Regions from separate parts of the Mus musculus genome. Here all the other regions are linked to region 1. The links are chromatin loops, found by intact Hi-C in ENCODE. Cell type or tissue: left cerebral cortex. All regions are shown on one strand.

What was found. Hi-C counts contacts between places; a loop is a spot of excess contacts. Peaks named below come from ENCODE experiments on the same cell type or tissue, not always from the same donor. Only the 100,000 strongest peaks of a DNase experiment are listed, where the experiment ranks them.
Region 2: it touches region 1 in a loop (3-fold over the local background); 2 of 42 quality-filtered maps call a loop at or near these places.
Region 3: a loop joins it to region 1, with 2.7 times the contacts of the local background. A loop is called at or near these places in 2 of 42 quality-filtered maps.

What each region holds. Positions count from the first base shown.
Region 1 is chr4:134,283,000-134,290,999 of GRCm38, forward strand. It overlaps Pdik1l (PDLIM1 interacting kinase 1 like), which reads right to left and starts at 4,254. Exons shown (of 3, transcript NM_001163794.1): 1 at 4,162-4,254; 2 at 1,247-1,548. The coding sequence starts at 1,531. In left cerebral cortex, a CTCF peak has its summit at 4,356; DNase peaks (open chromatin) are centred at 3,848, 4,334, 4,833 and 6,050; H3K4me3 peaks cover 2,549 bases; H3K27ac peaks cover 1,629 bases.
Region 2 is chr4:134,466,981-134,474,980 of GRCm38, forward strand. It overlaps Stmn1 (stathmin 1), which reads left to right and starts at 1,340. Exons shown (of 5, transcript NM_019641.4): 1 at 1,340-1,449; 2 at 3,123-3,195; 3 at 3,687-3,859; 4 at 5,824-6,015; 5 at 6,352-6,863. The coding sequence starts at 3,183. The coding sequence ends at 6,423. In left cerebral cortex, CTCF peaks have their summits at 4,729 (motif pointing left) and 7,396; DNase peaks (open chromatin) are centred at 730, 1,355, 2,107, 2,662 and 7 more places; H3K4me3 peaks cover 4,030 bases; H3K27ac peaks cover 7,242 bases.
Region 3 is chr4:134,477,911-134,485,910 of GRCm38, forward strand. No RefSeq gene overlaps it. Among named protein-coding and RNA genes, the nearest start is that of Stmn1, 14 kb to the left of the region's middle. In left cerebral cortex, CTCF peaks have their summits at 303 (motif pointing left), 3,071 (motif pointing left) and 7,765; DNase peaks (open chromatin) are centred at 280, 3,061, 5,968, 6,449 and 1 more place; H3K4me3 peaks cover 222 bases; H3K27ac peaks cover 1,933 bases.

The sequences.
Region 1 (8,000 bases):
ATACAGGTACCTAAGGCTTTAAAGGGTAAAATTGACTCACTAAAGAGGCAACTTGAGTACAAAAATCACTTTAGTCTGGTACTTCATATCGTAAACTAGAGAAAACCCAATTATTATGATGTCGCTCCTAGATGTGGACCTGGTACTGTGTCAAATGTGTTTGTATCTTTACTTCTCCACCTGAAGGGGTTGTGCATCTTAGTCTCTGCAGCTTAAAGGAAGGGATGGAGTTTATGTAGGACGCCCCAAACCCTAGGCTCCATCTCTAGCACTGGCGAAAAAGGAAAAAAAGACAGAAATATTTCCAATATTTTTATCATGGCAACCTAAGTACTTTTAGAAAAGTAAATACTATAAATTAGCTTCTAAATTTCTAAAATTATTTTGTTTTGTGTGTAGGGGGAACTACGAAACACTCATGGAGGTATGAGAACAACTTCTCAGGTGTTCAAGTCCTCTTTCTACCATGAGGGACCTGAGACCTGAACTTGGGTCATCAGCCCTGGCAACAACCCCTTTATCCTCTGAGCCTTTTACCAATCTAAACATCGTTGTTGTTGGGTTTTTTTTTTTTGTTACTATATTTTAATTGTTAAATTATATTTACTTTCTTTATGTATGTGTTTACAAATATGTGTGTGTGTACGTGTGTGAATGCTTACATGTGTGCATGCCACAGTGCAAGTGTGGAGGTCAGAGGACAGCAGACAGCGGACAGCTTCTGTCCTGGAGCTCAGGATTCAGCCTAGGAATGTCTAAAGTCAATATACAGGTGAGTCTGGCCTTGAACTCTCCAGCCCCCTGCCTCCACCTTCCAAGTACTATCGGCATGTAGCAATTCACTCATCTAAGGCTTATTATTTTTAGACCTGTGACTTAGGGAAGTCCAGTTACCATTGGTGTGACTATTACTGATTGTGCTATTTTTTTCCTCGTCTTCTGAGTTTATTTTCAAAATAACTGGTTTCCAGGAACTGACCTTAGATGCTGGTCTCAAACCTCCTCTAGTTCTCATCTTGTTCTATTGCTATGCAGACTGGTTAAGTACCAGGCATAGCAGGTGGCTTGCGTTACTTTGAGGTATGCGAAGCACAAGTTTAAGGCAGACACCCCCTTCCTCTACAGACCGTTACGTACACCTAGGGAACCACAGAACCCCTGCCTCTTAGGGAGCCAAAGCTCATCTGGCCCTTTGGTTTCTCTTGCTGACCACTCTTAGGTCCATTTCCTATGCAGTGACACATACCTGTAAATAAAGGGAAGAATTAGAGCCGTGGGACATCTTTTGCACCATCCCATCCTTCTGTAGGATGCACTCTTCCAAGTGAATCACATTTGGGTGTTGGCTCTTGATACTGCTTAGTGCCCAGAACTCTCGAAGAGCTAGTTCAACATTTTCAGGCGCGTGGCATCGAATTTTCTTCACGGCTACTCTCGCAGAGGTCTTTCTGATGACTGCTTCATACACAACACCGTAACTACCTCGGCCTACCTCCCGTATTAGATCGTACTTTGGCTGGCTACTCACCATCTTCAAGGTCGAGGTTTCTGGAAAAATCAACAAAGTGCTCTGCTGAAATCAGGTGGACCTATTGGCTTGTATTCTTACGCATGCTTTACCCATCTGTTTCACTTTCTGTGGTACTCAGAAAGTATTTAGCTAGGCTTTGGACCAATCTATCAATAATAATAAAGGTAATAGCACTTACCATGTATCATGAACTATTTCAAGAACTTTAATTTTTAAAGTTTTTGTTTTTGAGACAGGGTCTTGCTAAGTTTCCCTGGCTTGGAGCTTGATGTATGAATTATGCTGGCTTTAGAAGCCATGGTTACAGTACCATCATCCCTGACTCTTATGTATAAGTGCAGGCATGCCCATGCCATGGCACACCCATTAGGAGAGAACCTTGGCTCTCCTGTCACTGCTACAGCATATGCCAGGGTAGTGGCCTGTGAACTTTGGACACTCTGTCTCTGCCACCCATCTCCCCACAGGAAGGCACATCTACCTTCACATGGGTTCTAGGGATCCAAATTCAGTCCCCCAGACTTACTCAGCAAATGTTCTACCCATTGAACTCTCTCCAGGCTCCACCCACCCACTCCTTTTTTGAACAAGATCTCACTATGAAACCCTGGCAGGCCTCCAACTCAGAGATAAGCCTGTCTCTGCTTCCCCAGTGTGGGATTAAAGGTTCATGTCACCATGCCTTGCTTCCGGTCTTGTTTCTTTTAAAAGACAGGTTCTTGTGATTATGTGGCTCAAGACGGCTTTCACATCTTTTAAGATTTTATTGTATATTTTACATATCTGTGTGTAGCTTTGTGTAAGTCAGAGGGCAGTATGTGGGAGTCAGTTCTCTCCTTCTACCATGTGGTTCCAGAAACTGAGCTCATGTTATATGGCTTGGCAGAACATAACTTTACCCACTGAGCCACCTCAATAGCCTTGGCTACCTTGGTCTTTGGAATGGTGGTATTACAAGTGTGTTAAGTAGCCAAACCTGGCTACTTTTATATTAAGTTCATTTAATCCTTAACTGCTTGAAAATGCCATTGTTAAAAATATATATATACCCGAAATTTGAAATTTCATCAAGAGGTGGTGGCTCACACCTTTAATCTCAGCGTGTAGGAGGCAGAGGAAGGCGGATCTCTGAGTTCAAGGCCAGCCTGATCTACAGAGGGAGTTCTAGGATACCCAGGGCTACAGAGAGACCCTGTCTTGAGAAGAAAACACACAAACAAAAGCAGTGAAACATAAAAATCCCTCACACTTAGAAATGCAAACCCCTGACTTTGGTTTATGGACCAAAAGTGGTCAAGATCACTTACTTATGTTTTGTTTGCAACAGTGTCTCAGGTAGCTCAGGCTACCCCTGAATTTACTATATAGCAGGGAATGACCCTAATCTCCTGCTTCCACCTTCCAAAAACTAGGGTTATAGACCTGCACCAGCATGCTTAGTTATTTGTTTCTTACAAAATGGGCACAAATAAAGTTTTTGCAGAGCTGTTCCCTCAAAATGAAGTAAGTCAACTACCTTTTTATCGTTGTTTAGCATAGTTATTTAATTCTAGGTCTTTTCTGGCCAAAGGGGGAGCATCCTATACATCACAGGGAATCCTCTGACAAAGTCCTTTGGCGCTGTACCTTGAGAAATCATTTAAAGGCAAGCTGGAGCACAGGCCCCACAGAGAAATGTTCTTTTGAGTGGAGAGTCTGCAGTACGCTCCCTCACTCACTGTCACTGTCTTCGCCGGCCAGGAAGAGTAAGATTGTATTTACATTGCACAACCAGGTAAACAAAGTGACTGCCCCGGGAACCGGAGACTCCCGGAACGACTACTTTAAGTTCATTGGCCAGATTTAAAAGAAAATGACTGTTCCTGAGGTTTGCCCTGAGTTACTTCCTTGTATTGGTCGCCTACCCTTCAATTTCTTCCTGGATTCCCCAATGTCAGGTTTCCTGTCACCGGGCGGGCCATTCTGTCCTGCTCTGTGCTGATTCCCGGTTACTAGGCACTTCCAAGTGACTCTTTTCTCTGCAGCGGTCCCCTGTCCTCTCCCACTTGCCAGAGGTCCCCCCCCCCAAGGAAGAACGCCTTCCTTGCATAAGAAAGGACGGTGTCTATCAAATCCTTGGGGTCCTGGCTGGAGAGACGCCCTGCTGAAGCATCCTTCGAGAACCCGAGCGCCTTACGATGGCACGTCCCGGACCCTCCTGCCTGCCTGCCTGCCATTCTCCCTCCGGGGCTGGGCACCGGCGGCTTGGACATGCACCTGCTGGTGCCGGGGACGGGGACAAGTAAGGCCAGCGGTGCTCGCTCTGTCGCCGAGGCGCGCTCACTGGCCAAGCAGCAAGCTCACTCCGGGCGGCCGTCCCTGGAAACCCCGAGGGACCCTCCCGTGGCCCCTGAGCGGGCCTCGCAGTCGCTTCAACTCCTGGCGGCTGCAGCCTAGGGGACCGGACTCCGGGAGTGGCCCGGGCGGGAACGGAGGCCGCAGTCCCCGGCCGGTGGCCGGCGCAGCACCGGGCCTTCCCGGGGATGACTCCACTGAGAGGTCCGTGACAGGCCTGCTGGGGACAGAGACACATGCAGGGAGACCGGTTCTGACTGCGGGGCATCCGTGGCACGGCGAAGGGCCAGGTTTACCTCAGGGCAGCCGCCGCCGCTTCTCCCTCTCATGAGCTCTGCAGGCCGCCATTATCGCGCAGCTCGCGCCCTCGGCCGCGGCGGCCTCCAGTCAGAAGCCGGCGCGCGCCCCCGTGGTGCGCGGACACACCCCCTCACGCCGGGCCCCGCCCCCTCCGGCTTGCCGTAGCGCGCGTGCGCAAGCCGAGCGCCGCCTGCTGCCGGGCGAGCGCCCGCCTCTCCTCCGCGGGCTCTGGCCATTGCGCTCCGTCGCTGCCCTGGCGCGGCGCACAGCCGAGCGTTTCCAGCGGTGTGCGCGCTGCAGAGCGGACCAATGCTGCCCTGCAGGGGTGGCGGCAGGGGACGGTCGCCCTCAGCCGCAGCGGGGGGCGCGTCCCGGGACCCCAGAGAAGCTGCGGCCGCTGGCCCGAGCCGGCGGTGCTCGTGCCCCGTGGCGGGCTACGCTGCCCGCCCTCTTCAGACCTACCGAGCGGCGGGCTGGAGCGCGCGGTTCGCTGGGGCCGGATGCCCGGTGCATCTTCCTCGCTGGTGGCGGGACTGGGCGGCGGGTCCGTGGGGAGGCGCGGCCAGTGCTGGGAGGCTGGCTGCACCTACGTTCCGAGGCACCGAGCTGTGTTTGCGGGTGGCACAATGGCCCAGGCAGCGACGCGGGCCTGGGTGCGATCATCTGGGAGGATGCTGTCCCCTGCCCCACCGGCGCGGTGGTATCTCCCTTAAAGAAGCCGGAACCTCATTGTTCCCGGCCTTGAGGATCGGGGCGTCCTGCTGGGTGAGAGAGAGGGTGTGGCCTACCTGGCTGCGGCGCGCAGCCTAGCTGGCCTGAACCGGAGTTGGGACCCATTTTAGGCGGGTGTACGGACACAAAACAGGTCTCCTAGGACTGCAGTCCCCCGGAGTTCTTCAAATACGTGCACAAAACCTTTCAAATGCCCCCAGCAGTTGTCAGTCATAACCCTGAGTTGCCCTGAGATCGGGGTGACAGTCACTTGGAAACCAGGACCAACTGGCCGGCCCGTCGTTAGTTACACAGATTGAGTAAGCATCTGCCAGAAACGCCCATTCTTTTCTTTATTATTCTGTACCTACTGCTTGTTAGTAAGGTTGATCCTGCCTTCATTGCCCCCTAAGCATCTCAGTGCCTCCAGGATCATCCTTTGTCATCTGCTTATGAAACTAATATTTGGGGTCTGGGCAACTTTCTATATAATCTGAACCATATTCCAAAAGTAAAGACCTTACTACTGACCCTGCTGCTTTCATAGGCGAGGAAACCAACACCTGCCACATTGACCAAAAGTTGTCTTCCTAGAACACCCACTCGCACCCTAGTGTAACGTCCTCCAGCCCCTCCTAATAAAAGCCCAGCAATCTATTCAGAGTTTGTCCTGAGGGCCATCCTCCTATTGGTGCTCACGTTTTCTGGGAATACTGAGTCAGTCAAGACTTGCTTCCTGCCCTGGAAAGTAGGGGGAAATAGGAAAGCTCAGTAGACGCCGGCTACCAGTGTTAAACAGGATGGACTAGGAAGAGATCTCTTCATGAGAGTAGTCTTTTTGTTTATTGTGGTCATAAAATGTCACGGGATCGTCAAGGGACGTACCTGTTCTAGCTGCTTTCCTGTTGCTGTGATTAAAAAGAAAAATTGCTGACCAAAAATACCTTAGGGGAGGAAAAGGTTTGTTTGACTTAAACCTTCAGGGTTAGGGTCACTGGGAATTCATCCATCACTGAGGGAAGTCAGGGAGGGAACTAGGGAAGGAACTGTGGGGGGTGGGGGAGGCTCCTTACTGGCTTGCTCCAGGGTCATGGCTCAACTACATTTCTAAACAGTTTAGGCTGGCCTGCCTAGAAATAGCACTGCCCACATTGGGCAATCAACAAACCCCCTCACAGATGTGCTTACAGGCCAGTCTGATAGAGGCTATCCCCCACTGGACACTTCCTCAAATAGCTAAGCTGGCAAGTTGACAGCTGAAGCTAACAAGACTAGTGTTTTACGGTGTGCCATCATCTTCTATGTGACTAACAAAGTTAGTTGCTTATATTTTAAACTTTTAAAAAGCCTATCCGTCCAATAAAAGAATTACTTTACATTCTACAGTTCTTTTGCCTTTGAGGCAGGGTCTCACTTTATAGCCCTGGCTGGCCTGAAACTGTCTCTGTAGACCAAGCTGGCCTTGAACTCAGAGATGCCTCTGCCTCCTGAGTGTTGCTGGGATTAAATGTATATACTACCACACCTGAGCAACCTTAAATATAAAATTATGGATTTATGTTTGTATGATGTATGTCAGAGGACAACTTAGTGGAGTTCATTTTCACCTTCTACCTTTGGGGGATGTGGTTGCTTGAATATCTTTGGCCCCTAGGGAGTCGTACTGTTCCAAGGCTTGGCCTTGTTGGAGGGAGTGTGTCACGGTGGGGGTGTGCTGTGGAGGTCTCTTAGGCTCAGCCTGCACCCATTGCAGAGAGCCTCCTCCTAGCTGCCTGAGCATGTCAATCTCTCCTGGTTGCCTCCGAATCAGGATGCAGAACTCTCAGCTTCTTCTCCATCACCATATCTGCCTGGATGCTGGCATGCTTCCTGCTATGATGACAGTGGGCTAAACCTCTGAATCTGTAAGCCAGCCCCAATGAAATGTTTGCCTCTGTAAGAGTTGCCTTGGTCAGGGTGTCTTCACAGCAATGGAACCCTAACTAAGACAGGGATTCCAGGGGCTGAGCTCTGGTCACCAGGCTTGGGTATATCCAGTGCCTCTACCTTGCTGAGCCATCACACCAGCCCAACGTAGATCTGTTGATCCGTTCACCTCTGACTCCCCACACTCAGAGGATGAGAGTGGGTTTACAGAAATATGCCATCATGCCTGACCTAAGTGTGTATATTTAAAAGATAGACAGTGGGGCTGGCATGGTGCTACATACCTTTAATGCAAGCACTTGGGAAGCAGCAGGAAGATGTCTGTGAGTTCAAGGCCAGCCAGAGCTACAGAGTGAGCACAAAACAGAAGATAAACACTGGAAGAATGAAAGCTTCTGAAAGTGCTGCCTGTGCTCAGAGGAGAGGGAAAGATGTGGATGAAATCATACATGGCTGACTTGGTGATGTTCCGTTCAGTGAGGCAGCCTGTCTATCATGCAAGTGTTTATGTGTATGTATGGGCACATGCACACACACACACACGAACACATTATTTTAGGATAGTTTAACAGAGTATATAAAATCCTATTAATTTATAATGTATATATAACATTAGCCTGACTAATATTCATAATTATATCTAAGGAAAATACATCTGTTACCTCTAGCATAAAGAAATTGACATTGCTAAAGATGGTAGTATACATTTAATCCCAGCATTCAGGAGGCAGAGGCAGGTAAGTCTCTTGAATTTGAGGCCAGCCTAGTCTACATGGTGAATTCTAGGATAGCTAGAGATACATAGTTACATCCTGAGACTTTGTCTCAAAAATAATTTTAAAAAGGAGAGCCAGGCAGTGGTGGCACACGCCTTTAATTCCCAGCATTGGAGAGTCAGAGGCAGGCAGATTTCTGAGTTCGAGGCCAGTCTGGTCTACAAAGTGAGTTCCAGGACATCCAGGGTTATAAGGAAAAACCCAGTCTTAAAAAAAAAAAAAAAAAAAAAAAAAAGGAGGAGAGGAAGAAGAAGAAAAGAAAAGCATTTGTCTTAGAGTCATTGCTGTGAAGAAACACCATGACCAAGGCAACTCTTACAAAGGAGAACATGTAGTTGGGCTGGCTTACAGTTTTGGAGGTCTGTTACCAGCACGGCAGGAAGCACGGCAGTGTACAGATAGACATCGTGATCTATAGGCAG
Region 2 (8,000 bases), 180 kb after region 1:
CGCAGAACTGGCTCCTGTTGTTCACATGCTAAGCAAGAACCACTTAGACTGGCTGGGGCGGGGGCAGAGGGAGACTGACCCCACGCAAGGGCAATTGCTGGAAAATATGCCTCTATAAGCATATTCCAGACAACTGTACTTTGCCAATTGCTTGCTTTGTACGTTGTCTGCACAATACAGTTTTCACTGTCCTGTATGCCTATTGTATTTTATCTCGGGTGCTTCCCTCTTGGTTAAGCAGATGTAGGATTGTTTTAAAATTAGGATTGTTTCCACAGAAGCTGTTGTATGTATGGGTTGGCTTTTGAGAGACCAAATCCATTAATAAAATGGTAAACCCAATGAAGAGTTTCTGAGCAGGTGCTTTGGGGAAATGACCACCTCGTGGGGACACAGCTTTGGTCAGCAGAGAGAAGAGGTTCTTAGACAGACAGGGTCACGCTAATTTCCTTTGTGTCTCTGCTATAGTTTTGCTTTATCCCGGCCAGAGGGAACCGTGACCTTGTGGCTCCTTTTGTTTACATTCTCAAAGTGAGCCCAGCCCCGCTCTAGGGAGCACGTGCTTTCAGAACAAAAGGAGCAAAGTGTATCTAGAACTGCCATCGCTCTTCCCTTCCCTTTCCTGTCACCGCAAGGCTTTAGCAGTCCAGATGGAGTCTGCCTTTAAGCTTAGTGGCTTTGTTAAACCCAAGATCAGATTCCAGAGCCTCCCGCTGTCCTGCCTAGATCCCAGTGTTTCCAGCTCGGGAGGCTGAAGGGTAGAATGCAAGTGGCCAAGGGAAGAACCACGCCCGTAATCTGCCAGTAGGAAATGGGTTAGGGACTGCGTTGTTGCGCTACAGGTGACAAGCTGCCGTGTGTCCGTGATAGGACACCGAGGGTAGAGGATCGTGCAGGGGCGTGGAGTGGCACTATCTTGTCACAGGGTTTCGGGCGTTTTAGGCGACCGGGAGGGGTATGGCATCAAAAGGGATATTGCTTAGGGAGCCAAATAAACTCCTATGGCTGGGTAGAGGTAGAGTCCAGTCGGTCGAGGTCTAAAAGAAGTAGGTTAGGACCGACCCCTCCCCTGCTCCTCACCTCGCCCTGCAGTTTTCCTAAAGAGAGTCCCATAACCGATTCAGTCCTGCGGCCGCAGCCAAATGCTCTTCCGATCAGAGACACCCCACCCACCCACGCTAGTCCCGGCTAACACCTAGAGAGACCCCCCACCAGGAGTGCCCCACCCCTAGCATTGTCCTCCTGCCCCCCTGGCCCGGACTACAATTCCCGAAATGCTTCTCTCCAGAGAGGCGGTGCTCTCCAGGCTTCGGGGCGGGACTGGCACGTGCCGTCACCCGCAGCCAATGCGGAGCGCCTGGTCTGGGTCACGTGCCGCTGTTTGGCGCTTTTGTGCGCGCCCAGGTCTGTTGGTGCTCAGAGTGTGGCCAGGCGGCTCGGACCGAGCAGGTGGGTGCAGGCTTGGCTTAGGCGGAGGCTACGGCGGGCTGGGGAGCAGCCGGGAACGCGGCGGGTCCCCCAGCCGGGCACAGGAGATGGGCGGAGACCCCGAGCCCCAGCGGGTGGGGGGCGTTGGTCTTTTGTGTGGAGCTCGGGCGGAGCCTTGGCTTTTGTCCCTATTCCCTGGAGATGCGGGCTGGAGGGGAGGGGGCGCGGCCAGCGCTGGGCTTTAGCCCGGGTGCGAGCGTGGAGACAATAGGAGGCGTGAGCCGTCCTCTGCATCTACCGCCCGGCGGGCGCGGCTGTTCGGGGGGTCCCCATTGTCTGAAGGAGAGCGAGGCTGGGGGCGCTCGTGCTGCTGAGGGGCGGCGCCCGCCCGGTCTCCCGGGGCTTCGGGGCGGTGGTCCCGGACAGCTCTGGGCACTCCGTCAGTGGGTGAAGGCCGTGCGACCGAGCCCTCTACAGCCACCCCAGGGCTGCGTGTCCGCGAGGTGTTTTTGGCGGGAGTTGGGGGGCAGACGGCCGCGCGCTGCCAGCCCGAGAGGGGCGGGGCCACCCCGGAGGACCGTTGGCCCCGCCCATTCTGTCGCTGCCCACGCGCGCGGGCTCCCGAGCGTGGAGAGGTTCGCGGAGATTCGAAAAGGCGCGGGGAGCCGAGGGGCGGGGCCAGGGGCCGGAGCGTAGGGCGTGTTCTGATTGGCCCGGGCCGCCAGCCTGCCCGCCTGGGCCAGGACCACGCCCATGCTGTGTAGTCTGCTGCGTTGGGTGCTCTGCTACAGATAAATGCATTTTTTTTCGTTGCTTCGTTTTTGCAGTGTCTAGTGTTTGGAACCTTTAGTCATACGCTTCGGGGCTAAAAGAATGGTGATCTTTTTAAAAAAAATACTCGAGAACTGTTGAAAAAAATGTTTGCGACATAAGGCATCAAATGTGACAAACCTCAGGCGGGTGTGGTGGCGCTTGTCTGTAATCTCAACACTCAGAAGCTGCCCCCCCCCCCCGCCCATGTATGCATCGAACATGGAACCCAGGGCTTTGCAAATGTTAAGTGTTAACCCAGTGGGCTAAACCCCACCCCTCTACCCTGAGGAGGCTGAGGCAAGAGGATTGTAATTTTACAGCCAGCCTGGATTAAGTAGACCCTGCCCTCAAAAGAAACCTAGAGGTTCATACAACTTCATTTTCTCACTGTGAGGCTAGTAGCTTAAACCCTAGGAACAATAGGACTTGAATATCATTGGCTGCCAGCTTGGGTGTTATTCACCGTGGCAGACACAGACAAAGCAGGGGTGGGTATTTCAATTGCACAATGAGTTGTAGACAGAATTAAGATGGCTCCGATCTCATTGTTGGGTTGAATCTGGAATATCTTATGTTGGGCAGGACAAAAACATTAAGGGACGGAATTCTTCAACCTTGTGATTGAACCCCTGAGTTTTGATATTCCAAGATTTTCTTTCTTTGAAGAATATCATTTAATTTGATTTTCTGCTGCCAGCGTTACTCAATGAAAATATCTCAATATGTCCCAGTGTTTCTAGATTGATATTTTAATGATGTTTCTTGATTTTCACATAATGATTTTCCTGACATTGTCAAGGGTGTGATTTGAGACCCCTTTGTGCTGATGACATAGGAGAAATGTGGAGAAATTGATTGCATGCTTTGAAAAATCGTTCCAGGGCTTTCCTTGCCAGTGGATTGTGTAGAGTATACAGCCAGTCTCTTGTCTTCTGTTCGACATGGCATCTTCTGGTAGGTAATTGATTTAGAAAACTGAAATCAGGGCGGGCTTATGGCTTTAGAATAGGAAGTGGTGCAGGCCTTAAGCTTTTAATTTGGCATTTGTGTTCTTTTCAAAATTTAATTTACAAGTAAAAATGCAATTGAGAAATGTTTATTAGTTGGATAAATATATAGAAATCTCAGCCATTCATACTTTTGGCTTGGTCCAAAGCAAAATGTGGGGTTTTACACACACCATTCTTTGTTTCCTAGGGAGTGACTGTCAAGTACTAATTCCTCAAGATGGTATTTGTTAGTCCAAAATGTTAAGCTTTTTAAAAAAAAAATGTTACTTGATTTCTTTTGATTTGTATTTTGATTCGATTACTACAAACACCTTCATTAGCTTTCATTCTGCTTGTTTTTTAGAATTATTGGTTTTTAAAAAAAAAATTATAGAACCCTTTATTTAAATAAGCAAGCCGGGTCTTTCTCATTATCATGCATCTGATCAACTCCAGATATTCAGGTGAAAGAGCTGGAGAAGCGCGCTTCAGGCCAGGCTTTTGAGCTGATTCTCAGCCCTCGGTCAAAAGAATCTGTCCCCGATTTCCCCCTTTCCCCCCCAAAGAAGAAGGACCTTTCCCTGGAGGAAATCCAGAAGAAATTAGAAGCTGCAGAAGAAAGACGCAAGGTAACCCTGACGATTTTCAGGAGATACAGGAAACTTATTAATGTAATGAGACAAACTGGTTTCATTTTCCTACAAAGGAAGAAAGGATTGTAGCTACACTGTGATCTTAAGTAGGAAATGTCCTTGTGCCAGAGGTTCAAAGGAAGCAGCAGCCATCGTTTAATGAGCTCCGCTCGAGCCAGCTCCTCACCTCAGGAGCTTTCTCGTAATAAATGGAGGCTCCATGGTGGCCATTGTCTCAGGTAACAGACTTGAAAATGGTATTAGGGCATTTTCCTGAAGTCCTGTTAGTAAGTGCTGGAGGCAGAATTTAAGCTAAACCTGTGTTACGTCAGAGAAGAGCTCACGCCTTTTCTCTTTACCAAACAGGACATTAGGTGGTGGGTGACCCTTTGTTTCCTTAGTTTTGCTTGTTTTTAAAGAGCTATGCAATAAAAACTTTAAAATTCCAGGGACGCGTTTCCTCACGTTCATTATAAAGTAACCTAACCGTCATTGAAACCTAATGAGGCCCGAAGGGGTAGCTCAGCAGTTAAAAGCTGCCTGTTCTTCCAGAGAATCCATGATTGCCAGCACCCATGGGGTAGCTCACAACACTCAGCTCCATTTCCAGGGGATCCAGCTGCCGCCATGTCTCCATGGTACCACACTCACAAGTAACACATGTATAAATAAATGTGCAAGCTGAACAGCCATGCACATAAAGGAAAATACATAAGAAATAAGGCCTTATGAGAGGCTGGAGAGGTGGCCCAGATGTTAAGAGGCTTGCTGTTCATGAAGACCAAAATGGTTCCTAGCACCTGCATTGGGTAGTTCACAATCTCCTGCAACTCTAGTTCCAGGGATCTGATGCCCTCTACTGGTTTCTAAAGGCCTGACACATATGCATATATTTTTATACAGACCATACACATTAAAAAAAAAAAAACTAATGAAAAGTTTAACAAATATTAATTATAGAAGAGTTGGAACATGAAACTATAGCCATTAGAGTCATTTTATTTCCTAGAGGTATCCACTGTTACCATGTATTTCTGTCCATGCAACAGTATTGTTATTAGGAACTTTTATAAAAGACTTTTACATAAGTGTGCATAAAATCTCTTCCATCTCCAGGGAGGAGGATTTAGCTGGGTAAATCTATAATCCTAGTACTTGAAAAGTGAAGGTAGGGAGATGAGAAGGTCAGGATTATCTGTAGCTAAATGAACGGTTGGAAGCCAGCCTGGCTGGGGCTATACTTCTGCTGCAAGAGTGCTTACATGGTAGAGGTGGGAAGATCACATTTTCAAGGTTGTTAGTTCAAGGCCAGCCTAGAGTCAGAGCCTGTCTCAGAACACAAATAAAAAGGATGTCAGCATTTACCCTGGTGTGCCATCTGCCTGCTCTTTCATGTAGGAGCAGGAGAAAACAATATAACTAGAGAGGAGAGCTAGGTCTTGTGTTCCGTAGTCAGACTACACAGTAACTGCCTACGTGGTGACGCTCCCATCTGGACAGATACTGTCAAAGGTGCCCTGCACTTAAGTAGATTATTACTCAAGTCATCTGAATACTTTAAGCAATAAAGTAAAACTATTTTTAAAATTTTACTCAAACTCTTCTAAGGGTTTCCTTAACAGGTAATTTGGAAGGAAATCTGAGCAAGCTAGGCCGGTGTGTTCTGTAGCTATAATCCCAACTCTGGGAGGGATGCGAGTAAGTCAGGTTCCAGGTGAGCCCTTGCTATACACAGAGTTCCAGGCTAGCCTGGGCTACACAAGATCTTGTCTCAAAACCAAGCTTTTGAATGTACAGCCAGTTTTCCATAGTAGGAAAACGGGTGATTCAGGTACTTCAGCTCCTTGCTTGAATATTTAGTTTCAGGGGACCTTTTTTCTGCCTTTCCCTGATAAATAATTTGTTGCAGTTTTAACAAATGCCAAAGGTACTTCAGAGGGGCCTGTTAACTTTTTTTGCAGTCTCATGAGGCGGAAGTCTTGAAGCAGCTCGCGGAGAAGCGGGAGCATGAGAAGGAGGTGCTCCAGAAAGCCATCGAGGAGAACAACAACTTCAGCAAGATGGCGGAGGAGAAGCTGACCCACAAAATGGAGGCTAACAAAGAGAACCGGGAGGCGCAGATGGCGGCCAAGCTGGAGCGCTTGCGAGAGAAGGTTGGTTTCTTGCTTTAGAGAGTTAGCAGCTTCAGGCAGGGGTGAATCGGCTTAAACTGTCTTAATAAAAATATGACTGGTTCCTTTTTGTCATCAGTTTGGGGCTTAGCATTCAGTAGGAGTTCCCAGCATGAGTGCATATTCCCTGGGAGAACAGTCAGAGCCTAGCTGTTCTCAGCCCCAAGAGACCAACAGCTTTAAGATGATGTCTCGGGATTTTTGGTTTGGGATTTCCATGGGTTGTGTGACTGAAGCTGTGTTGGACCTCGTAGGCAGGGGACAGGGCTCAACAAGTTATTTTTTGGACAGATGACACTTACGTACAGTTTCTTCCAGGACAAGCACGTGGAAGAGGTGCGGAAGAACAAAGAATCCAAAGACCCCGCGGATGAGACTGAGGCTGACTAAGTTGTCCCGAGAACTGACTTTCTCCCCGACCCCGTCCTAAATATCCAAAGACTGTACTGGCCAGTGTCCTTTACTTTCCCTCCTGACAGATAGTCTAGAAGCCGATGTAGGACCGTATAGGTAGATCCAGACCGTGAGATGTTTTAGGGGCTCAAGGGGAGAAACTGAAAGTGTTTTACTCTTTTTTAAAGTGTTGGTCTTTCTAATGTAGCTATTTTTCTCGTTGCATCTTTTCCACTCGGGCACAATCGGTGTGCTGGGTTAATGGCTAGTTCTGTATTGACTGTGGAAGATGTTTGTGAAGAGTATGTGGCGGCTTCTTCCAACCCATTAGATGCTGAATATCTGTCCACTTTGCGATCCCAATTCTGTCCCAATCTCACCAGATGCTACTGTACTTGAATGGTTAATAAACTGCACAGTGCTGTTGGTGGCAGTGACTTCTTTCTGTTCAGGTAGTGACAGGCCGTAGACCTTTTCTCTGTGGCCTCCTGCTGCTGCAGACACCCAGCCAGTCCTCAGCTCCCAGGCCCTCTGATTGTCCTCACACAAGCTCGGCTTTGTTCTGCTGTCTTCCCCAGCTCAGCTGTTATTTTCTTTCAGATGTTTACGTGCAAACAAGCAGGGTTTTGTTCCCCTTAGAAAGGCTGCTTACAGGCACAGAGTGATTTCCAGAGAACAGTTTAGAGGCGTCCTTAAGGTCTTAGGATATTTGATGGTTTGTTTGCTTAATATGACAGCTAGGAGGAGAGGTGCACCCTATGTCCCTTCCGCAAGCGACATCCTGAGATTTCAGAATGCTCAGGAACCTAATTGTGCTGTTCTCGTGACACCTGTGAGGACAGGAGAGCAGCACTGACATCCACTGAGGTCAGCACACTGCCTCTCGGCTCAGGGAAGGCATGGGCAGCTTTCCTGGCCCTTTTGGGAAATAACTAATTGCTTACAGTCTGTCTGCCCCTCGAATCTGCATAAAGCTCTTAGAAGCTGAGTGTCCACAGCAAGAGCCTGCCAGCAGGAGGGCTGAGAGGGCCTCGGGGACCAGGCTTAATGGTGTGTGCCTGGAATTTCAGCGCGTGGGAAGCAGAGATGGGAGGTGCTGGGGAATTGAAGACTCCAACCTAGGCTACTGAGGCTGTGTCTCCATTCAATAAAGAAGCGGAGCTCCAGGTGACTAGTGAGCCTCCCGTTCCCTACGGATGCAGTTGGGGGAGGGGGGCTCTGAGTGTGCAGAGAGCATGCCTAGAGCCACTCTGGCACTGTATAAGTAATAATTGTTTTCTGACAGAGGCCAATGAGTGATGCTTTTCTGGGCTTGAGCATCGGTGTGCCTTGAGTTGAATATCAAATTGTGCAGAAGGAAGACCATTGTATGAGTTCTGAGAAACAGCTGAGGTCACATAGGGCAAATAGAAACAAAATCAAGGGCAGCTCCATAAACAACAGTGGTTCCTTCTGAGCAGAGCTGAGGTGAGGTATATGAAGGGGTGTGGCGCTGCTCGGCATCGGTGGGATCCAGTGCCTGCCGCATGAGATGAGGACCTGCTGAAGGTTGGCTTGGGGAACATGGTCATGAC
Region 3 (8,000 bases), 190 kb after region 1:
TGTGGACCCCATGGGGAGTTAGCTCTGCCAACTAAACTAACCCTGGAGGTGTCCAACTCTTAACTGGAATCCTCCTACACCCGAAGGCACAAGCTGACAAGTTGACAGCCCTCAGCCATCTTCAGTCATCAGGCACGTTGCTGGCCCGTGCTGCATTTTAAATGATTGGATGAGTTGACATTTGCACAGAAGAATCTTGATTTTAGGCTTCTTGAAAAACCTTTACGCTTTGGCTTTCAGTCCCACCCACAGTCCGCTCCTGGTGGCTGCTGCCCCCTGGTGGCAGGACTTGCGCACCACAGCTCTCTCCTCCCGGTGCACCTGCTGGCCGGCAGGGGCACTGGCTTCAAAGAGCTCAGCCTAAGTGAGAGACTCCTGTCTCAAAACGCAAGGTGGACAGCTGCTGAGAGGCCTGACAACACTCTGCCCTCCACATGTGTGTGCACATGCAAACACACACACACATACACACAGGCACACACGTCCATAGTGTTTTTTATTTTGTTGCCAGGAAAATGCTTAGGATGAGACACCTTAATTACAATTACTACTCTTCAGTCCTTAGAAGAGGCAACCATCCTTGAAGGCACGGTATTACACAGCAGGACCTAGGGACTCTCCCTGCACGGTTGTGTCGTTCACTACTGGGGCAGATGAGTGGCCACTGTGGTGTTCCGTCTAAGGCTACAGGTTCCTTAACTCATCCTGGAACATGGAGGCATAAGAGTTTGCAAGATGTCGCTCTGCCCCAGGTGAGGAGGGGCCTTTGTCTATAATCCCCACATCAACTTCTGGAGGTAGCCCTCAGTGCTAGGTGGAGGCCACCCTCCTTATTTAGAAGAGCCTCGAGCCACATAAACGACTTGCCAGCTGTCTTAGGCAATTAGTAATGGTCTCAGAGATTGTTCAATTTCCATACAGCAGCCAAAGAGGGTTTGTTTTGTTTTGTTTTTTGAGTCACAGAGAATAGGATTCAAGGTGCAGCCTGGCAGCTGTACAGGGCTTTGGGTGTTCTTGCCGGCACCATAATCCCTACAGCTGGCAGTAAACGCTGGGGACTGAGTTTAGAGAAGCAACACACTGGGGGCCTGCCATCTTCCCTCAGTGACTGATCCACAACTTCATGGGTCTTCTCAGCCTGGCCCTGACAGGAAGACAAATGTGGGACCCACAGCCCACTGCAGCAGCCCCTGGGACATCTCCACAGCTGGATTTTTGTCCAGCCCCTCCAGGAGTCTCTCTGTTCTTTCTGGAACTTAAAATATCTGTAAGCCAGGTATTGCGGTGCACATCTTTCATCCCAGAGTTCAGAGAGTAGAAGCAGGCAGATCTCTGTGAGTTCAAGGCCAACCTGGTCTAGAGAATGAGGCGGGATAGAAGTACTCAGTCAGTTTGGAGGGAGCGTGTTGACATTTGAACACTCTGTGTCTCCTCTGAGAGGACCACTGTCCACCCTGCTGACCCTCCTTCCCTGGGCACCTGTGCTGTCTGCGTGTGCTTTTCTTTCTCTCCTTTCTTGCTATGACTCGTTTTCTGAACTCTTACTGATGTATATATTCACAGTAAGTAAGAGTTTATGCATGCCATCTTAAAGCTCAGATAGTCTTGTGTTGTCATTTTTACTCTCATCCCCACTCATGGTTTACAGGGGATTGAAGGTTGGGGTCAAGGGTCACATGCTCAGGGTGCTCTCAAGTTGGATTCCCAGGTCCCTTTCTTGTTCAGATCCAGCATCTCAGATGTGTCTGGTAACCACGCTTACCATCTCCTCTTGACCGATCCCCCTCGGTGATTCCATTTGGCCATCATGGTAGGCTTGCCAGACCCCTCTGATCCATTCTCTCCTGAGAAAAGACTTGCATGGCTTTTCCTGAGCACTGGTCTAGCCTCTGCTTATACCACCTCTTCTTACTGCCATCCCCTGTCCCCTGCCTGGAACAGGTACAATGCCTGGAGTGCAGCAGTCAGCTTGTGACTCTGAGGGTAAAAGTCTCATGACAAAGGTGACTGGAGCAGGGGACAGATAATGTCTTTGGGCCTTGGCGATATCATTTAGCTGCCACAGGAGCAAGGACTTGCCGTCCAGGTTCTGTTGCAGAAGGCAAATTAAATCAGTTACATATTTAGACTGCTGGCTCAAAGTGGCAGCCAAGTGCCTGCCATATAAGCTGGAGGGCCTGAGTTTGATCCAGCGCTCACATTAAAAAGCCGGGCCTGATGCACAACTGTAGCCAGGCATTGGGAGATTAAGGAGAGTGGGCAGACAGGTGGCTCCCTGCAGCTCTCTGGCTAACCAGTCCAGCCAGTTGGTGAGCTGAGCTTAATGAGAGAACATGTATCAAAAAGTTGGTGGGGAGTGCATGGTGGTATAAGCCTTTAAAACCAGTACCTAGGAGGCAGAGGCAAGCAGGGTTCTAAGTTCAAGGCCAGCCTGGCCTACCTAGTGAGACCCTGTCAATACTAATACTATAATAATAACATGAAGAACAGTGGGGAAAGATGCCCACTGTCAACCGCTGTCCTCCACATGAATATGAACACACGGGCTAGGGAGGTGGCTCAGAGGTTAAGAGCACTGACTGCTCTCCCAGCGGACCTGGGGTTCAATTTCCAGCACCCACATGGCGGTTCACAAATGCCTGTAACCCCAGTTTCAGGGAATCCAACACCCTCACACAGACATGCACGCAGGCAAAACACTGATGCACATGAAATAAAAATAAAGAAGTCAATTAAAAAATATGAACACACATGCGTGTACACCTGAACACATACACGTCTATACCCACACGAAAACATGACATATAGCACATAAAAAAGAAAGTCGGGGGAGGGTAAGGGATTCCTACATTTACCAAGTTACCCATTCAGTCATTCAAGCACTACTAATAGGCGGAGGTTGTGCTAGAGTGTGTGCTTAGAATGCATAGGGCCTTAGGTTCAATCGCCAGAACCCAAAGGAAGAAAGTGGCCACAGAACTACGCATCAGACTCTAGTGTAGGGAGGGAGAGAGACTTAACATCATGCAACACAGAAGCCCGGCCTCAAGAAGTGCGCCCTCTGGTGGCATCTGGAAGGCAGGCCTGGTTCCTGCCCAGTTGACCCTTGAGAAGTTCCTTCTGGGCTAGAGTTTGATGTGCCAGGTGGGGTGGGGCTCCTCTCACCTCACGGAGGTGAGGTAATCCAAATAACCAACATTTCTCCCTGCGTTCTATATAAGCCTTACCACATTCTTACCACATTCTCTCCAGGGGAGGCATTCTTGTTCCCATTCCATAGCAAGAAAGGAGAAGGCGTGCCTCTTGCCTAACAATGGCTGTGCTAGTCAAGCCCAGAGAGTTTGATTCCAGAAGCAGTGCTCCTCCACCTGCCACCGGTTCCTGAGCCTTTTCTGTTCATATGGAAAAAGCCATTCCCTGGTTTGCCCCCTCCCCTTGCTATAGACACAGACTGCTCTCGTGGTCAGGCACCAGAAAGGGCCCTCCTGCACCCTGCACTCAAACGTGTTTGCAAGAAGCTCATCTCGGGCTGAGTGCTAGGAATGTAGGCCACATCACAGCAGCACATATCGTCCACCAGGGTGCTGGTAGGGTCACTGGTGGGACCAGTATGGGGACGGATAAAAGGCAACTGACAGGCAGCCTTAGGTAACAATGGGATTGGGTACATTTTGTTTTGTTTTTGTTTTTTTGAGACAGGGTTTCCCAGTGTAGCCCTGACTGTCCTGGAACTCACTCTGTAGATCAGGCTGGCCTCAAACTCAGAAATCCTCCTGCCTCTGCCTCTGTCTCTCGAGTGCTGGGATTAAAAGCGTGCACCACCACTGCCCGGCTGATTGAGCATATTTAGCAGAGGAAAAGGAACCATTTTAAGGAGACAACTCAGTTGACAACATGCTTGCTTTCCAAACATGAAGTCTTGAGTCCTGTTCTCAGAGCCCAGGTAAAGAAAGGCCAGGTCTGGTGGTTTTTTTTTTTTTTTTAGAAATAACCGAGGTGGGGATGTGGAGGCAGAAAGATCCTAAGTGCACTCTACTTAGTGAGTTCCAGGTCAATGAGAGGCTGTAAGGAGGAGGAGGAGGAGGAGGAGGAGGAGGAGGAGGAGGAGGAGGAGGAGGAGGAGGAGGAGGAGAAGGAGAAGGAGAAGGAGAAGGAGAAGGAGAAGGAGAAGGAGAAGGAGAAGGAGAAGGAGAAGGAGAAGGAGAAGGAGAAGGAGAAGGAGAAGAAGAAGAAGAAGAAGAAGAAGAAGAAGAAGAAGAAGAAGAAGAAGAAGAAGAAGAAGAAGAAGAAGAAGAAGAAGAAGAAGAAGAAGAAGAAGAAGAAGAAGAAGAAGCCGCCATCCAGGAGATGGTGGGGATGTTGGGTAAGGTCGGGGAACCACAGAGGACAGGAGTGGGTGTGGCTGGCTGGAGCTGTGTGGGTATTCCACGAAGACCAGTCAGAAGGAATGAAGCACAGAGCACTGGTGTTTATGGAGTGCCTGGCATGTGTTCCACGGGGCAGAGGAGACAGTCGAAGAACAAGTCATCCAGGTTCTAGGACACAAACCAGCACCCCTTACCTCTTCCTCCTCTGCTCCCCTGCTGGCCCCCATTGTTGCTAGCTACCAGGGTGGCTACAGCAGCCTCCCACACTAACCCCTGGCTTCGCCTTTGCCCTGTACAGCCTATAGCCCACGGGCAGTCCTGATCCTGTAAAGCCAGGTCTCCCGCTCCAGGGTTCATCGAAATGAAAGCAATTGCCACACGCATCAGTGATAGGCAAAGCTGGCTGTGGGACATGGGAACATGAGTCAGGTCTACGGGTTGTTAGCTCAGGGCGTGAGAGGCATTGGGAATCTGTTGACTGGAATTCCTGGTTGACTCACTGTGCTGGCCAACAAATTCAGCCCCTAGGATTCTAGGATCTAGAATTGCTGAGCACACACGTCCATAGACATATCTATAAGGAATTATATCGATTAGGTGGGTTAAGGTGCAAAGTCCCACTTTAAATATGGCCATGGGGTGGAACTCAGGAAAATAAAAATAAATATGAACTAGTATATATCTGTTCTATGTGCTGGTAGCCCCAGACTGTATAAGGAGGAGACAGAGAACTGAGCACAAACTTTCACTATTATCTGTTTCATTTAAAAAAATTTTAAATGACACACACACACAAACACACAAACACACACACACAGGGGCTTTTTTTGAGACAAGGTTTCTCTGTGTAGCCTCTGGCTGATCTAGAATACCATGTATAGGCCAAGCAGGTCTCAAACTTAGAGATGCATCTGTCTCTGCCTCTGCCTCCCAAGTCCTGGGATTAAAGTTGTGCCCCACCATGCCCACCTGCTTTCTGCTTCTCGACTGGAGCAATGTGACCAGCTGCCTTCTGCCTCCAGCCTTTGCTGTCATGATGTACTGTAGTCCCCGCAACTGTAAACCCAAATAGATGCTTTCTTCAATACTCGGCTTTTTTGTCAGGGTTTTTGTTGCAGCAATGAGGAAATTAACTAATTCTCTCCCCTGTGATAATCTTCATGAAGGTAGAGCCATCTATCCCGTTAGCAACTGTATCCCTGGCAACTGGAATGGGCCCTAATATGTAGCAGGTGAGATACTCAATATTTCTAGGAGGAAGATACCTGGACTCCGGCTATCCTCCACACAACTAGGAACCTTCATAGCAGTCTCCCATATCTCTTCCCACTGTGACGGTCATTGTCTGTCTTTAGCTCTGAATCTCCTGCCAGCTCTGTGACCTCCCTCCCTCTTCTTATTCTGTGTCTCTGTCTGTCTGTCTGTCTGTCTCTGCCTCCCTCCTCTCTCTCTCTCTCTCTCCCTCTCTCTCCCCCTCCCCCCCCCCTCTCTCTCTCTTTCTTTCATCTGTGTTTGCGTGTGTGGAAATTTCCACTTGGAAGCTACAAGAACAGCTTCGTTTCCCTGCTGGGCTAGAGGGGCTGAGTGGAAATTTCCATTGCCACACACAGCATCCCGCTGCAGAGTGCGCAGACTGTCTGGTCTTGCGGGCTGCTCACTGTTGCTGCCTCTGCACCTCTGCCTGGCTCAGCGGGTGGGTGTCCTCTGCAGACTGGTGGTCCTCCAACTGGGCTCATTGCACTTGAGGATCCAAGCTTAGGGCTGAAGGAGGACCCTAAAGGATCTGAGACCACCAAGTTCAATCTGTTCCTTTGAGACAGAGTAGGGTACCTTTTATTTATTCTTTGACAAATTCATGCCTATAAATAATGTATTTTGATTGTGTTCACCACACTCCCCCCCTCCCTTTCCCCTCCATCATTTCCTCCACCGTCCTCTGTCTATCTGTCTGTCTGTCGCCCTCCAAGTCTGGAACTCAAAGCGATCTGCCTGCCTCTGCCCTCCCCACTTTGAAGATATAAAAACCCACTGAGTTCCCTGAGCCCTAAGTCGGGAATGTTGACCAATCACGATGAATTAATCTTGCACAGGTGACCACGGCTTTAGCAAGTTCTGGAGTACATCAGTCATGCATGGCGCGTCCAGAGGATACCACCCCCAGCATCCCTCAGCTTCTGGCTCTGAGGATGAGTCCCCAGTGGGCACCTCTTCGCCACATTCTGACCGGTTATGAGTCTCTGTGTTAGCTGGAGCCCACTGCAGGGAGAGGCTGCTCCTCTGGCCAAGGCTGAGGGCAATGCTGACCAGTTGGTATAAGCATACATGTTAGAGGTTGGCTCCTTATAAAGACCCGAGGCCCAGAGGAACAGCAGATCATCCGTGGGTACACCAAAAAGAAAAACAATAAATAGACACAAAATCCTGGTCCTGCCTGAGCTGGCTGCTCTCCTTCTCTGTCCTGCATGCCCTCTGCCTTCCACTTTGACGAGCTTACTGTAGGCCAGCCCAGCACCCCACCCTCTTAGAGCCTCGGTTTCCCTAAGGGTACATCATGGCTCCTTAGACCTCAAGAGCTGCCTGTCCCTCCTCCCCACACCCCCGTCCCCTCCACAAACTGCCATATTTGAAAACTCTGTGTGTGTGTGTGTGTGTGTGTGTGTGTGTGTGTGTGTGTGTGTGTGTGTGTGTGTGTTCTAGAACCAAGAACACTTGCAGATTAAATATTCTTGCAGGGGACCTGGGTTCAGTTTCCAGCACCCATATGCTAGGGCGTCCCGCTATTCTCATTTTGATTAGACTTGAAACATCTAGAATTTTCCCTGAGGTGACCCCAGTCTACAGTTGGAGCCTGACTTAGTGGTTCCTGATCCCTGACCTCTAGGTGGCAGGTGACCTGAGGTTTTTGTTTTGTTGTTTTGTTGTTTTGTTGTTTGTTCGTTTGTTTGTTTGTTTGTTTGTTTTGTTCCCAGCTTTATTTTCAGGCCTCAGGTCAGATATTACCTGAGCAGTCCTAACTCTGCCTCTGCCCTTTGCCCTCCAGGCCATCTGAGTGACCTGGCCTGACCTTTATCCCCACCACTGGTGCTTAAATATTTACTAGTGATGATGGCACTGACCTTGAGACCGAAGAGCAGCCTGGACCAGAGGATCCTGGATGTGAAAGATGAAAAGGGCTTTAAGGAACAGGCAGACTTGGGTGCTAATACCAAACAGTTCTACTGGCTGTGTCTCAGCCTCAGTTTACCCATCTGTGAATAGGGCTGGAGGCGCAGTGTAAAAAATGCTGATTTACAGTTCCTGAGGAGGATCAGAGATACTGACTAAAATGTGCAAAGGGCAGGGCTACTCACAGAAGCCTGTGGTGGGAACAGGGTATTCTGCCTCTTGTGGTGGAAAGAGACAAGAGCCTTCAGAACTAGCCACTCCTGGCCCGAGCATCACTCCCTATTTCCTACACTACCTTTTAAAATGCATGGTAGTTATGTAACCCCCGCATTCCAACCCAGACATTCTAGCATGCCTATGTGGAGAGTAGAGACTGTGACTATCCTGGGATGGCCAGTGTCCCTGGAACAGTGACAGCCAACAGCACCTTCAGAAGAGAGATAGCTGTGGGCAGAGGCTTTGTGTCTT